2 separate regions of the Homo sapiens genome follow, and region 1 is linked to region 2. The links are chromatin loops, found by intact Hi-C in ENCODE. Cell type or tissue: ovary. All regions are shown on one strand.

The links. A loop is a pair of places that touch in the nucleus more often than their neighbours do. Peaks named below come from ENCODE experiments on the same cell type or tissue, not always from the same donor. Only the 100,000 strongest peaks of a DNase experiment are listed, where the experiment ranks them.
Region 1: it touches region 2 in a loop (4-fold over the local background); 78 of 110 quality-filtered maps call a loop at or near these places.

The regions. Positions count from the first base shown.
Region 1 is chr2:176,077,560-176,085,559 of GRCh38, forward strand. EVX2 (even-skipped homeobox 2) reads right to left here and starts at 6,403. Exons shown (of 3, transcript NM_001080458.2): 1 at 5,791-6,403; 2 at 4,619-4,890; 3 at 1-3,279. The coding sequence starts at 6,217. The coding sequence ends at 2,548. RefSeq lists enhancers at 1,356-1,997, 5,162-5,777. In ovary, no CTCF peak of the experiment used is centred here; DNase peaks (open chromatin) are centred at 1,912, 2,572, 3,322, 7,889 and 1 weaker place; H3K4me3 peaks cover 682 bases; H3K27me3 peaks cover 1,553 bases.
Region 2 is chr2:175,686,050-175,694,049 of GRCh38, forward strand. All of the region lies in intron 3 of LOC107985962 (a long non-coding RNA gene), which reads right to left. Among named protein-coding and RNA genes, the nearest start is that of LNPK, 310 kb to the right of the region's middle. In ovary, a CTCF peak has its summit at 4,252 (motif pointing right); no DNase peak of the experiment used is centred here.

The DNA of each region.
Region 1 (8,000 bases), 390 kb after region 2:
ATCTTACAGTGAGTTCATACATCCAGCAATATTTAAAGCACGAAGACTTTATTTACAATTTTATTTCAATATAATAACCAGATCCAATGGACCCAACAAATGATGAATTTATGTTAATTTTACCAACCAGCGTTCTCATCAATCATATATATTTTTTGGGGGAAATGTAAACATTACTGCCTAAAGTACCTTATATACATCTGTTAGCTGATCATAACAAAGGACTTTAACAATCTAAATAGGTAAAGCTGATAAAGGGTACCATATTTTGGTTTATTTTATTTAGCCTTAAATTATATATTAATATTTTTAAAAATGTAAACTCAGTGAATAAGAGCTGGTATAATCAATATTTTACATAAGTAGTCTCATGTTTTTAAAAACAAAAACAAAAACTTAAGTTTTAGATCATTGCTATTTCATTGGAAAGTTCTCTAATATTTTATGGTAATATTTTAATAGACCCCAGGAATTTCGAAATACTGTTTCCCCTTTATGTATTTTCCATTTGATGGAAATAATTTCTCCTGGAAAACTAATTCTTTCAAAAGTTTACTGAAAGCCTATATTTAGGAAATGATATTTTAAAATCCAGTGTCTTTAAAATAACAATATGATGGCAGGACACAAATCTGAAATAAACCACAGAAAATAGTGCCAATGTGTATGTATACATGAATATGTGTGTATCTCTTACATATGTATTTAAGAGCACGGATATATATATGCATATACATACATATACATATATATACACATACACAAACACATGTAGGTAGCCTACCTACATTTTAATACACGTACACACACATACCCACTTCGCTGGGTCTAAACATGCACTAGCAAGTTATTTTAGGGCTTCAACTCTTCAGAAAATCTCATTATGTGAGGAGCCAAGTGGCTCTGCGGGGAGCATTATGGAAATATCTGGGCTTGATTTAATGAGGCTGTTCACACTGGTGGAATATCAACTTAACAGAGAAAAGTCTACCCAGGGCGTCCAAGTTACCAAAATGAAAATCGGCAATTGAGATGATAAGAACGTGGCTTTCTTCTGCGAAATCACTTCAGGTAACAGAGATAACATTAAATAACATACATTCTATGCACCAAGAACAATGTTTTATGTACCGAGTCTCTTATCCGTCTCTCCTAATGACTTCCCTTAGCGGGTTGTTAGTACTTGACAGCAGGTCTCCGTGCGGGGAACTTTTCTCCAATTCCACATTCAAAGGAGGTCCATCAGAGAGCATGATTGGCAATTTTCGTCATAATCTGCACATTATTAGCATCAAACTTGACGTGGCAGTTAACACTAGTGGGTTTTGATGTACCTTTCTTCAAGTTCAAGGAAACCCCTCCAGTAGCCGGGTTGGCAGAGCGGGTCTCAGCAACCCAGCGGTGGCTTTGCAGAGGCGAAGGCGCAATAGACATGCGTGAGAAATATGCCAAGAACCATTTCACCCGAGGAAAAGGAAAGCGAGGAGAGAAGGGGACGAGGGACATAGAGAGTTCTAACTTAGAAAAGTGTCTAAGGAAATGCTTTAGGATAATATTAATATATCTAGAGATTCAAGTATTTCCCAGATCGAGTGGAACCCGGTAGTTGGAAAACTGAGCTGAAAACGCCTCTCCAAATACTACAGCGATCTATCAGTCTTACCCCTACCCCAACTCCCTTCCTTTCCCTTCCCTGGCCGTGGCAACCTCTTTTGCCATCACTTTTTGCATAAAATATGCAAGATGCTTCCATTCCATCAGCACTGAAACCAAAGACCAAAAGAGAGAAAGGTGTTGGACCGAAAAGGAGGCGGCGCAACGGCCACCCCTTCCAGCACCTCGGCTTTGTCCTTCCCGGGGAAGGCGGCCACATCCCTACCCGCCTTGCTCCTGAACGTAGTAAACAATCTCACAAACAACCACCGCTGCCCACGCTCTCCATCCGTCCTCCCGGCCTTATCAGACCTCCGTTCTCCCGCACTCTTCGGGCAGGGTCCCTAATAAGCTCAGGCTGAAAGAACGTTTGCCACCTCCCCCACCCTCGTTGAAAGAAAAGGAAGAAAAACAGCAGCAGCGAGAAACCTCCGGGGCGACTCCTCCCCCGCCCCCAAGCACCAGCGCACAGCATCCCCCTCTGTCTTTGTTGTGGTTCTCCGTTGCTTCGGGCCACGCCGTTCAGCCAAGCAACCCGGACCTGAGAGTGCACAGCCAGGACTAGCTTAGGGGGCGAGGGGTTGGTCTTTGGGAAACCAAGCGCTCAGGACAGAGGTGGAAAGTGGGTCCCGGGAGCCAGAAAAGAGAGAGAAGGGCAGACGGCTGGGTGGCAAATACAAAAATAGAAATAATTTAGGGGGATGCCCGCCAGGCTTTTGCGCCTGCTCCTTCTCCCCCAATTCGGAGCAGGTTCCCTTCGGCCTCCCGCGCCCCGGGGCGCCCCCTGGCGGCAGCGGCAGCAGCGGGCAACGCGCGGAGGGCTCAGGGGGCGCACAGGGGACTCCCGGGCACACTCAGAGAGGCGGGCGCGGCCCCCTGGCGGTGGCGACGTAGTTATCTGGTGAGCGGAGCCTCGTCCCTCTGGTCCGGCGGGCTCACGGCCGTCTTACTAAGCACCGCGGCCGAGTAGGGCAGGAAGCCGCTCTCGGAACGCGGCGCCGCCGCGCTGCAGCCGAAGTCCGAGCCTCCCCCGGCCCCGGCGCCCCCGCCGCCGCCGCCACCACCACCACCGCCGCCGCCACCGCCACCCCGGGAACCCAGGGCTGCGGCAGCTGCTGCCGCGGCTGCCGCCGCCGACTGACTGCTGTGGCAACTGAGGCACGAGCAGGGTGCAGAGCCGCCGCTGGGGGGCGCGCCGGCCGCCGCCGCCGAGGAGGCCGCAGCCGCTGCGGCTGCCGCGGCTGCCGCGGCAGAGGCCGCGCTGTTGAGCCCCGCGGCGGCCGCGGGAGCCTGGTAGAGACCAGGGTGGCGGAAGCTACACAGCAGCTCCGGCCGAGAGTAGGGGTGCGAGAGGGCGCGGAAGGTGTCCAGTGGCCGGATGGAAGTAGCGAAGGGCGACGAAGCCGCGGCCGCCGCGCCTGAGGCTGCAGCCGCGGCCGCCGCCGCCGTGACGCCCACGTGCGGGTAGTAGTGCAGCGGCACGTGCGAGTGGAAGGGGTAGGGCAGGCTTCCGGTGGCGGCCGCGTGCGTCATCATGTAGGTGTAGAAGCTGGGGTCGGCTGGGTGCGGCCAGGACATGGCCAGGCGCTGCCGCTTGTCCTTCATGCGCCGGTTCTGGAACCACACCTGCGGGGAGAGACGCGCCGCAGCCTGGGTTAGGGAGCGCCCCGTGTTCCCAGCTCCTGTCCCAGGACCTCTGCCCCTTCCGGACCTCTGAATGGCTTGGTCTACTTCTCTCCGACCAAGCCCAACCCCGAGTACCCTGTGGTCTCCCAGCTGGGAAAGTGTGGACGGCAGTGTGTGGACCGCCGTGGGCACACCGTCCTCAACGAAGAGGGTCCTCTCCCCCGCGTCCGGCTGCTGCTGCTCCTCAGGCTTTTATTCCCTTACTTCTTGCTGCACTTTTTTGTCCCAATCCAACCTTTCCTCTCCCTCCCGCCACCCACCAGTGCCGGTCTCGCTGAGCACCCGTCTCTCAATCCCAGGATTTGTACGGGGATTCTGGGCAGCCTTTGAAGAGAGGCTGCCGCTCAGCTTTTCTGAGAGGTCGCCGCGCGAAGTCTTGAGCCCTCCGAACTGCAAGGACCTGCCCCTAGGGGCACGGGTCCGATTTTGATATTGAAGGGATGATTTTGTTGGAATCGTTTGCCTTAAATGAGTGGGTAGAGCAATGTCTCCATAAACGGGGAAGGGGACGTTTCCACCCCTCCCAACACTATCTAATAAAGACATCATTCGTCACAACTCTAAATTAAAGAAAGCCCGATCAAACCAGAGGGAGACTTCCACACTCCTCCCCTACCCCGTGGAGATTTTTTCTTTTTTCTGCAGTGTCGAACGCTCCATGAAGGGCTCACCAAATCGCCTAACCTCCCGGCTATCTCTCCCAGACGTATAATAAAATTAATAACCTAAAGTTATATATAAATAAGGACAATTTCGTTGCATTTTTCCCCGCAGGAGGTTGCCCTTTTTTCGTTGCCCAAGAGGAAAATGTTCAGGAAACTACTGTCTCAAACCAATCGATTTTAAAGATACAGTATCCTTTTCTCCGTGTAACGATTTATGCGGAAAATAAATCTCCAAGCTCAAGAGCAAATGAAAAGTTTCACCTCTGGTTCCTGCTTGAGGAACAAAGACCAACTGGGCTTGCCGCCTAGGGGAAAGTGGGGCCGTGGGTATGGGCGAGGGGGCATCTGGCCAGGCGTTGGGCACAATGGAGCAGGGGCGAGTGCTTTCAGCATTGGAGTCACCATTCGGGGGCCTTCTTAGATCCGTCAGGCCGGACAACCGTTCGGATTCGGTGGCCGGGAAATAAATAAGCCAATTCCTTTGGTGACTACCCCCCGCGGATTTCCAGACCCTTAGCTAAATCTAGCCACCCAGAAAGGGGAAAGGGGAAAAAGAAACAATCAACCCAGATGCCCCCGGGGAGGCCAGAGCAGGCATGCACTGGAATTGATACCTTGATGGTGGTTTCGGGCAGGTTGAGTGCCGCGGCCAGCTCGCACCGGCGGGGCCGCGACACATAGTTCTCCCGGTAGAACTCCTTCTCCAGGCGCGCGATCTGCTCGCGGGTGAACGCCGTACGGTAGCGCCGCACTTGATCCGCGCCAGAGCCGGAGCCACCCAGCGCCGCGCTCCCGCCGCTGCCTCCGCTGCCTCCATGCAGGCTTCCGAGGCCTGAGCCCGACGCCGACGTCGTGGTGCCGGCAGCCGAGCCGCTCTCTGCGTACCCTGGCAAACAAACGACCAACAGCGCATGAGTGGCTGTAGGACCAACAGCCCGGCGCTGGCGCTGCGCGCGGATCGGGGAAGCCCCGTCAGGAAGGAGAGTCGCTGCCGGAATTGATGGGGTCTGTCATGCTTACAAATTGCTGCCGTTAATGGAATCAATAAAGTTTGGGGAGCCCTTCATAAGCAAATAATAGAAACGGAATTAGGAGATTTCTTTTTTAATAATTAGAAATTTTCAACCAAGGAGGAAAAGTGGCCGAGGGAAAATGCCTACCTCTGGGCGCAGTTTGGGAAGCTCTGGGTTTCCCATGGTCTGGAGACCGCAGGGCAGCTTTTTATACGGCCTCTAACCTTTATCTGAGTCTTCGGGGTTTCAAATATTTTAAGAGTTCCAACACAGCAGTAGCTCAAACCCAAGCCAATAGGGGGTGAAATATACTTTTCAACTCTTTCTCCCGCTGACCTAAACAGAGACGCCGGCGAGGCTTCCTCCGACTTACCCAGAAGAATGCCCCCTCCAGCCCTGAGGGCACAGGGGCAGGGGAGTTCAGAGTAGTTGCCCAGGGTACCTTTCCCAAAAGCAACTCGGCTGCTGACTAGGGGTCTACCGGCTCGCTCGGGCTCTTAGACACGAGCGCAGAAACATTTTCTCGGACTCAGGAGCGAGGGCGGGTGGGCCTGGTGTTCCAGGCTCCGCAGGCCTGAGCCTGGCGGGAAAGCTCAAGGAGCAGAACTGGAAGGCACGGTCCCAGACATGCGTCCCGCCCCCGCCCGTGCTAGCTCGGTGTAGCTTGCCTGTGGAGGGTCTGAGAGGGGAAAAGGCACCGGGAAAGGCTGGCGGGGGCCGCGGAGGAGCAAAGAGGATGGGACTGGAGAGCGCGGTGCGGCCGGCGCGGTTACCTTTGCCATTGTTTTCCTTAAGCTGAGCGGCGCCGAGGCCCCCGGGGGAGCGAAGCGCGGAGCAGCCCACCTCCACGTCGCTGCTCATGTCGGCCTCAGCGGCCGCCTCTGAATAATGGCCCGGCTTCTTGCGGCTCTCGGCGGCGGAGGAGATTTCGGAGGAGACGGTGCTTTCGCTGCCCGTGTGCTGCAGGTTGAACAAAGTGTCTATTTCGAATTTGCCCTTGGCGGGGAGTTCTCCCAGAGCGCTGTGCAGGGGGGCAGACGGCAGGCGCGGGCTTAGGCGAGCCGGGTGCTGCGAATTTTCCAGGGCCTCGAGCACAGCATTGCCAGCCGAGTTGGACAAATTGGAGAATCTCTTGCCCGCCGTAGGGCTGTGCAGCCCTCTCTCCATCAGAATCATCTCTTTTCTTATTCTTTCCATCATCTCAGCTTTCTTAAAAATGTCACAGTGGCCCTGCTGTCCCGTCCTAATGATAGGCTGCGCCTAGGGCTAATTCTCATTCAGCCCCAGCGAACGCCTCTAAATATTATTATCGCTTTCGGAGGGAGGCGGAAAAATTGTGGGATGCCAGAGCGAGGGAATGACTGGTCAAAATGACCCATACATCCTTCCGATCCCGAGATGTCATTCATCAAAAAGTAGCGCCCGCTCGTCATTAAGGTACGAATGACGCTGTTCGAATAATCATTTATTGTAACAGGTTTATAAGCAAATAAATACACCCTCCTGTCAGTGGGTAATGAAGGCAGCTTCAGAGCAGACAAATAGATCCAGGTAGGAGGCGAGAAGAGACAAGTGAGGAGGAAGGCTCCGGTCCTTTGCCCGCTCCGAGCCAGTTCTGCTCGCCCGGGGGTTTGGCCTCGGGGGTGAAATTGACAGTCTGATTAATAGAGCGCGCCGCGGCACATTTCCCCCTTCATTTAGGGGCATCATTACGCTCTCAGTTTGCTAGGTTGCCCCTTAGGTCCTAATCATGCAGCGCCTTCTTCATTTTTCCTTGGACACAGATACGTATTAAATAATAGATAATGGTTTGACTTTCCAGAGTAGGTCCTCGGGAAGGTTTGGTTTTTTTTTTTTTTTTTTTTTTTTTTTTTACCATTTACAAGCTGGGGGCATAAGTGGGGGGAGATAAGGGGGAGGATGCAGGAAGAGTTGCGTAAGGAGAAGACCTTGCGCCTCTCCTATCTGGATTACTTATCTTTCGGATTTCGGAACCAAATATGTATTTTATTTAACAAATAGGACGCCGGAGTTCTTTCCCTCCCTATTTCTTCACCTCAGCCTAAATGCTCTCCTCCCACCCCGGGAGAGAGAGAGAGCGGAAGAGAGGGAGAGAGGGAGAGAGGGAGAAAGGGAGAGGGAGACGGAGTGAGAGAAAGAGAGAGAGAGAGAGAGAGAGAAATAGAAATATCCTAGAGTTTTGAAAGCGCTTTCTTGCTACGTGGCCGCGGAGGTGCATTGGGCCCGCGCCTCCAAACGGAAATCATTAGGTCCTCTCTGATTTTCTAACACCGTCTGCAGAGTGAGATCTGAACTCGAAGTCCCCGGTTTTTTACTTTTATAATCCTGCTGATAGAAAGCCTTCTCGCCTACGCATTTTCCTGAGGGGAAACGAACTAGGCTGGACGATTTGATAGCAGAATTCGACAGCTAACTTTAAACACAGTGGAGATTTACAGCGCCATACGGGCGCTCCGAATCCACGCTCACGTTGCCAGATTTTCCCCTCCCTCCTCAAATAGAATTATTTGCGGCAAAGGCGCTGGATTTCGAGGTCAAAAGAGGAAAGAGGAGACAGCCTTCTTCCCCTACCTCCCCGCTGCCCTCCCTTCCCCTTTGCTTTTCTTCCTTCTCTCTTTCCTCCCCTCATCAACCCCAGCCCCTTACCTGCGGCCACAGGTATTCCCAGCGTTGGGTCCGGGCGCAGAGAGTCGCCGAACAGCCTTACAGCAGCTCTCTGCGGCCTGGGCTTGGAGGCTGAGCCTCTTGGCGACAACTTTGATAGTCATAATGACGCCGGTGGCAACCATTTTAACGAAGATCAATCTTCACTCCAGGCCGCTCCTCATCTCCCGCGGTTGCGCCCACCCTTCCCTGACCCTCCAAGCACTGTGCCCACCCGCCAACGGCCCAGCCGGAGAGAGATTCGCGGACACAGGCGGAGGCGAGGGAGGACGGGGATGGGACGCGGAGGTCCGCCCGT
Region 2 (8,000 bases):
GCAATGGCAATGCTGCAGGAAAGCATGAGCCCTGGGTAGTTTTGGGTCGTTAAAAATTAAACCTGTAAACGGGTTGATCTCCTCTGGAGGAGGGCCTGGCGCAGCCCTGGAGGCTCTGGGCTGAATCCTCACCACTGCTCCATCTCCTCCCTTTCTGCCTTGCCTGGCCTGCTCTGGCCACCTTGACGCCTCACAGCAGCACCAGGTCTGGAAAGCACCGGAACCCGTATGTGTTGAATTAATATAAAATAAACTTTATAAAGCATAGTGCTTTAGAGAGGTAGTGTTAGCAAAGACATGTCAAAATGTTCACTTGGGGTTGAACAGCAGGACAAAATAAGATATGTTACCAGCTCGAATGCTTTTATATATATAAAAAGATCTATGGAGTCCTTTTAAGTTACAAATGATGACTTAAGCTATTTAACAAAAAGGTTGGTTTTAAACAACAAAACAAAACAGAGGAGGTACAATTGATGATTTTTGTTTTAACAAGCTGAATTCCTCCTGGCTTCTCCTGGCTTAAGTCGTGGTTTGTGTTACCAACCAAAAAAATTATAAGCAGCTAGTGCAATCGTGGTTTCGATAAAACTCTCTGAAGTAATGATGATCCCACCTTATTTAGACAAGTCAGGGGTCAATATGGCCTTATTTGCTTCTGTTTTTCATTAGTGGCACTCTCTCTGTGTAGCATCACACTTCCTACCAGCTCCTTGAATACACAGAGGATTCATGCTTCAGTTCTGCATGTATTAAGAATGCAGCCATAGCAACTACTAGCATTAATGAACTATTTGCTTATGCAGTAATAATTAACTTCCATTACATTACTTTGTGTGATTACTTTCTTAATTGCCTGAATTATGCATCCATTTAATATTTAATAACCATTCTCAGAAATCAGACACTGGTAAAAAACAAATTGCTCACAGTTTCCTTGCAATAATTAAGCTCACAAGAATAAATGAAACCTTTTAAAAACAAATGCCTTGTGATTATATCCTTGCATGTAGAACAAGATCCTAAATTAGTTATTTATTAAATCTAAATTTTAGTCCAAATAGTGCATTTTTCATTTTCACCTCGGGAAATCAACCTGCACAGTACCTGATTTCAACAACAGAATTAAGTGCCTTCTATTTTCTTTGGGAGTCACAAACTGCGTTAATATTTATTACCATGCAAAATTCAAAAGTACTTAAAATATTGTGTGTTTATATTTATTTCAACTTGGCATCTCTTTTACACAAGGTAAGTAAGATGTTTAGGTGGAGATTAAAGTGTTATGAAACGAGATCAATAGCTCTCCATTAAGATGGGCTATTGTGAGCCTCCCCATTATTCTGCTTCCTAACCACCCCGCCCCTGACACACACATACTCACACACAAACCCAAGCCCAACCATTCACCTCAGTGAAAACACACATATGCAATCTGTTTTTAACCAAGCAGAAGGAGACTCATGGCAATTTATCCTCATACATTTTCACTCACAACCAGGCAGTTTGATCTTGCCTTTCCAACTCGCCAGCTAGAGCTCTTAGAACCCCCGTGCCCTTCTGCTGGCACCCAAGCAAAGCCACATGCTGATTTGCAAAGTGATAATGCTATTATCCTATTGTACATCAGCTTCAGTTCCCTCCGGCTTGCAAAGTCATCACTGTTTTAACAAATAAAACGTGCAACTGCTTTATCGCGGGTTTTCTTGGTGAATAGATTCTATTGAATCTGGACAAGACAGCTTTCTTTTTTTTTCTTCCTGGGACTGCATCTGCAAAATTGTTCTGCCATTCCACATTGATTATGGCAGCTATGTACAGACGTGTTTATCTGAACCATAACCATGTTAGGCTTAAGCTACAGGGACACTGGGATATTATTTACCCACTGTTACCCTGTGCATACATAATATACACAAAATAATGTGTGTCGCATGAAAAGAGGGAGGGAAAGTTTAAAGCATTTTGTACCAAATGGGCTCATCCAGAAAAATAAGTGCAGCCTAAGAAATTACATATGGAGTGCCAAGTGAGTAACTGAGATGAACCATTTTCCTACCAGCGAGGAGAATCTTTTTCCAAGGCATGGAAATAGCCATGGGGAAGGGGTAGCACTGGGGACGGGGTTGATTTGTGGAGAAAAACTGGAGTTTAGGGTGTTGCAAGTCAACAATGGCTGTTATTCTGAGTTTCTAAACTGAGCTAAATTGATGCCAATCTTGCTGACTGTTGTTACAGTGGGCAGAGTCATTAGGATTTGCTTTTTAAATGATCTCTCAGCCTGTAAGGCTGAGAGCTGCTAGCAAGGCAAGGTTAGAGAGAAAATGATAGCAGTATGTTGATGCTTCACAGACCTCATGATAGTTTCCGTCTGTCATTATTTACGTCTGACTAGATGCGTCATGTCAGCTACCTAGAAGGCACTTTAATATGAAGCTCTTGTTTGCCTCCACTCTTGCGCAGCCAGACTGGGATACTATTATTTTTGCATCACTACACTTAGGTGAAGCTTGCTTCAATCTTTCAGTAATGACACACAAAAGAAGTAAAAATGGTTGTGTCCAAGTTATTATACATGCTTGTATTCTAACAGGCCTCGTCAGCATTGCTCAGAAAAAGAAAAAAGTGAATTTAAATCAATAAACAGACATTTATTAAAAGGTCAGCTTAATTCTATTTGTTCCAGCTCCTTTGCCAACATTTTAGGTAAAACTATTTTTCTTTGGCTTTGGATTAGTGTCATTGTTATTGGATGGAATCACTTAGGGGGAAGCTATAGAATGAATATTTGATCAAATTTGCTCATGTTGCTTAATATCATCTTATATCATTTTTATAAATTTTATCAGCATCACTGTAAATAAATCCACATGAAAAGCTTTCATTTTGTATCTATATTATTGGCATCACTAAGGACACATTTTTAAACAATGTGCATTTATCTGAAAACTATATATAGAGAGAGAAAGGCCTAATAACAGTGATTCTGAAATCCAAGATGGCTATTTTATACATCAGAAAAAAAATACTATTATGGCAAAAAATGAACGAGGATATTGATGTTTTCTTTCATCAAGATTGTCTTAACAAATGAAGCTACCACTATTCTATAACTGTCCCTAGCAGAGAAAAGAAATGTTAATTGAAGATATTCTAGAATGTTGAAATTTATTGACACCATTTCATACTGAAAACTGCAACATAGTTTTAGCAGGAGGCACATTTTAACAATGCCAAAATATTCTAGGTGACTTTTTCTTTGTGCTTTAAAAAATATAATAAATATAAGCAGATTTTAGTATGAATGAAACAATCTACAAATATATTTGTAAATACAAAAGCATATAAAGATATACAATACATCAGTAATAACACATAAACAGTTTGCAATTTTTTATATGCATAATTTAGTACAAAGGCTTGAAAAGGTACAATTTTAAAAATAAAATAACTCACATAGACTCATGTAGACATTTTTTAAAATGTGCCTTAGGAATGACATGTTTATAAAGTTTCCACCAAGATTCTATATTTAAACAGTAAATAGCATTGTCACATCCGGAAAATGAGTTATTACTCTGAATTAAGAAATTTAGATAATAGAGAGAAAAAAATGCACAACCATTCTGCCTTCTGAACTTTAAGCATTTAACAGAATATCATGACTGCTGCAGTGTTAACTGAACAGATTTCTATCAAAAGTCTGGGGCATTCTGAATTAGCTGGAGATGGCTAGTACTTGATCTCCTTATTTTGACAGAATAAGTGCTTATATTCTTGAAGTCTTCACAAGCCATGTAAGCATAAAAGTGTGATGATGGAGATCTCTTTTCCGTTTTAAAGATCAGATGCCAGCTTCATGAGATGATATTTTCAGGTTGATGCATTTGTGTTTGTGGCATATTTTTATAAATTTCAAGTATAATGCTTTGTCAGGACTAAATGAAATGCCCTGTGCATACATATATATACATGCATATATATACACATGTATATATGTGTGTATATATATATGTGTGTGTATATATATATTAGAATGCCTTATAATTTGCATTTTTAACCACTGGGCTCTCATAAACTACTATGACAAATACAGTAATTTGAAATGGAATCAATCACATTCTCTCAATCCCTTAAAATGTTTAAATAGTTACATTACAGCACATATGTTAAAATACTTTTTTACAAAATGGTTTGCCCAAGGCATTTTTCTTACCTCTTGCCCAAGCTACATGTGAGTTATGGCAAAAAATGAACAGTAGGTGGCAGTCAAACCACTAAACTGCCTCAAAGCTTCATTAACCTTAGACTCTTGTTAAGAGTAATAGGAAAGTAGTGTATTTTTCCATTTTAAAGAATTCATTTTATAATTAATCTTGAAATACATTTCTAAGGTCCCAAGCTGCTGAAATAGTGAGCTGATTGCATCCTTAAGCGAATGAGCTCAGATAAAAGTGATTTAATTCAAGAACCATTTCTGCTTTGTCTCTGTGACTTTTTTCCCCTTCATTTCTCTGTTATTACTGTTTTAATGTGGGTCTTTATGCAGTTGTAGTTGTGGACATGATCAGCACATTCTTGGGCTGAAGCCCAGGGCTGTGTAAGCCGTGCCTGCATATCTTCATGCACGTTTTAAATAACCTGCAAGAGCTATTTCCTCCCCTGATCTTACAGACCACACGAATATAGTCCCTTTCTGTGCATCAGAAGATAAACTAGTTTATAGGAAGAAAATCCTAGAGAAGTAACTGAAACACAGAAAGAACATCCTCAAAAGCAGAGGATTGTGAACAACTAAATTTTCAGACAATGGAAGTAAAAATTATTAGTGTGAAGTACCTTTGGAGGCCATGTTATCTACATTACAGGAAGGGCTTCATCTGTTGTGCTCACCATGGTCCTCACGGTTGAGAACAGCATGCCAGGCACACAGTAAATGTTCATTAAATATTTTCTGGACGAATCAATGAGTGGCCAAAATCCAAGTCCCACTCATTTCTCAGATAGTCTATCCTGAAACTTTTTGCTACTGTCTCAGCTCTTCACAATGATAAAGCTACATTCTCACTCTCCACTGCTGTCCTTTCTCCAAATGTTACTGTTAATCACTATCATTGGGAACTGACATGGCACCACTAACACAACACAGCAGGACACAATTCTAGTCTGGTCGATTTGGAATGTAGATGATGCCTTTCCATTGTGTTACTGGCCACAATTGTTTCTAAAAATCTAAGTTCATGCTACAGAAAGAGCAAACTATTTAAGTAGTATTGGCCTAAAAGCTAAGTCAACTTGATCAACATATTTACCTGCCCATGCTGTAGTTTCCTCATCTGAAATCAGAAAAAAACAGAGCCTACTTTATAGAGTTATATGTGTTTCAATATTGTTATTATTATTATTATTATTATTTTCAAAGGCTTTTTCTGCATCTATTGAGATAATCATGTGGTTTTTGTCTTTGGCTCTGTTTATATGCTGGATTACATTTATTGATTTGCGTATATTGAACCAGCCTTGCATCCCAGGGATGAAGCCCACTTGATCATGGTGGATAAGCTTTTTGATGTGCTGCTGGATTCGTTTTGCCAGTATTTTATTGAGGATTTTTGCATCAATGTTCATCAAGGATATTGGTCGAAAATTCTCTTTTTTGGTTGTGTCTCTGCCCGGCTTTGGTATCAGGATGATGCTGGCTTCATAAAATGAGTTAGGGAGGATTCCCTCTTTTTCTATTAATTGGAATAGTTTCAGAAGGAATGGTACCAGTTCCTCCTTGTACCTCTGGTAGAATTCGGCTGTGAATCCATCTGGTCCTGGACTCTTTTTGGTTGGTAAGCTATTGATTATTGCCACAATTTCAGATCCTGTTATTGGTCTATTCAGAGATTCAACTTCTTCCTGGTTTAGTCTTGGGAGAGTGTATGTGTCGAGGAATTTATCCATTTCTTCTAGGTTTTCTAGTTTATTTGCGTAGAGGTGTTTGTAGTATTCTCTGATGGTAGTTTGTATTTCTGTGGGATCGGTGGTGATATCCCCTTTATCATTTTTTATTGTGTCTATTTGATTCTTCTCTCTTTTTTTCTTTATTAGTCTTGCTAGTGGTCTATCAATTTTGTTGATCCTTTCAAAAAACCAGCTCCTGGATTCATTAATTTTTTGAAGGGTTTTTTGTGTCTCTGTTTCCTTCAGTTCTGCTCTGATTTTAGTTATTTCTTGCCTTCTGCTAGCTTTTGAATGTGTTTGCTCTTGCTTTTCTAGTTCTTTTAATTGTGATGTTAGGGTGTCAATTTTGGATCTTTCCTGCTTTCTCTTGTGGGCATTTAGTGCTATAAATTTCCCTCTACACACTGCTTTGAATGCGTCCCAGAGATTCTGGTATGTTGTGTCTTTGTTCTCATTGGTTTCAAAGAACATCTTTATTTCTGCCTTCATTTCGTTATGTACCCAGTAGTCATTCAGGAGCAGGATGTTCAGTTTCCATGTAGTTGAGCGGTTTTGAGTGAGATTCTTAATCCTGAGTTCTAGTTTGATTGCACTGTGGTCTGAGAGATAGTTTGTTATAATCTCTGTTCTTTTACATTTGCTGAGGAGAGCTTTACTTCCAAGTATGTGGTCAATTTTGGAATAGGTGTGGTGCGGTGCTGAAAAAAATGTATATTCTGTTGATCTGGGGTGGAGAGTTCTGTAGATGTCTATTAGGTCTGCTTGGTGCAGAGCTGAGTTCAATTCCTGGGTATCCTTGTTGACTTTCTGTCTCGTTGATCTGTCTAATGTTGACAGTGGGGTGTTAAAGTCTCCCATTATTAATGTGTGGGAGTCTAAGTCTCTTTGTAGGTCACTCAGGACTTGCTTTATGAATCTGGGTGCTCCTGTATTGGGTGCATATATATTTAGGATAGTTAGCTCTTCTTGTTGAATTGATCCCTTTACCATTATGTAATGGCCTTCTTTGTCTCTTTTGATCTTTGTTGGTTTAAAGTCTGTTTTATCAGAGACTAGGATGGCAACCCCTGCCTTTTTTTGTTTTCCATTTGCTTGGTAGATCTTCCTCCATCCTTTTATTTTGAGCCTATGTGTGTCTCTGCACGTGAGATGGGTTTCCTGAATACAGCACACTGATGGGTCTTGACTCTTTATCCAATTTGCCAGTCTGTGTCTTTTAATTGGAGCGTTTAGTCCATTTACATTTAAAGTTAATATTGTTATGTGTGAATTTGATCCTGTCATTATGATGTTAGCTGGTGATTTTGCTCGTTAGTTGATGCAGTTTCTTCCTAGTCTCGATGGTCTTTACATTTTGGCTTGATTTTGCAGCGGCTGGTACCGGTTGTTCCTTTCCATGTTTAGCGCTTCCTTCAGGAGCTCTTTTAGGGCAGGCCTGGTGGTGACAAAATCTCTCAGCATTTGCTTGTCTGTAAAGGATTTTATTTCTCCTTCACTTATGAAGCTTAGTTTGTCTGGATATGAAATTCTGGGTTGAAAATTCTTTTCTTTAAGAATGTTGAATATTGGCCCCCACTCTCTTCTGGCTTGTAGGGTTTCTGCCGAGAGATCCACTGTTAGTCTGATGGGCTTCCCTTTGAGGGTAATCCGACCTTTCTCTCTGGCTGCCCTTAACATTTTTTCCTTCATTTCAACTTTGGTGAATCTGATAATTATGTGTCTTGGAGTTGCTCTTCTCGAGGAGTATCTCTGTGGCATTCTCTGTATTTCCTGAATCTGAACGTTGGCCTGCCTTGCTAGATTGGGGAAGTTCTCCTGGATAATATCCTGCAGAGTGTTTTCCAACTTGGTTCCATTCTCCCCATCACTTTCAGGTACACCAATCAGACGTAGATTTGGTCTTTTCACATAGTCCCATATTTCTTGGAGGCTTTGCTCATTTCTTTTTATTCTTTTTTCTCTAAACTTCCCTTCTCGCTTCATTTCATTCATTTCATCTTCCATCACTGATACCCTTTCTTCCAGTTGATTGCATCGGCTCCTGAGGCTTC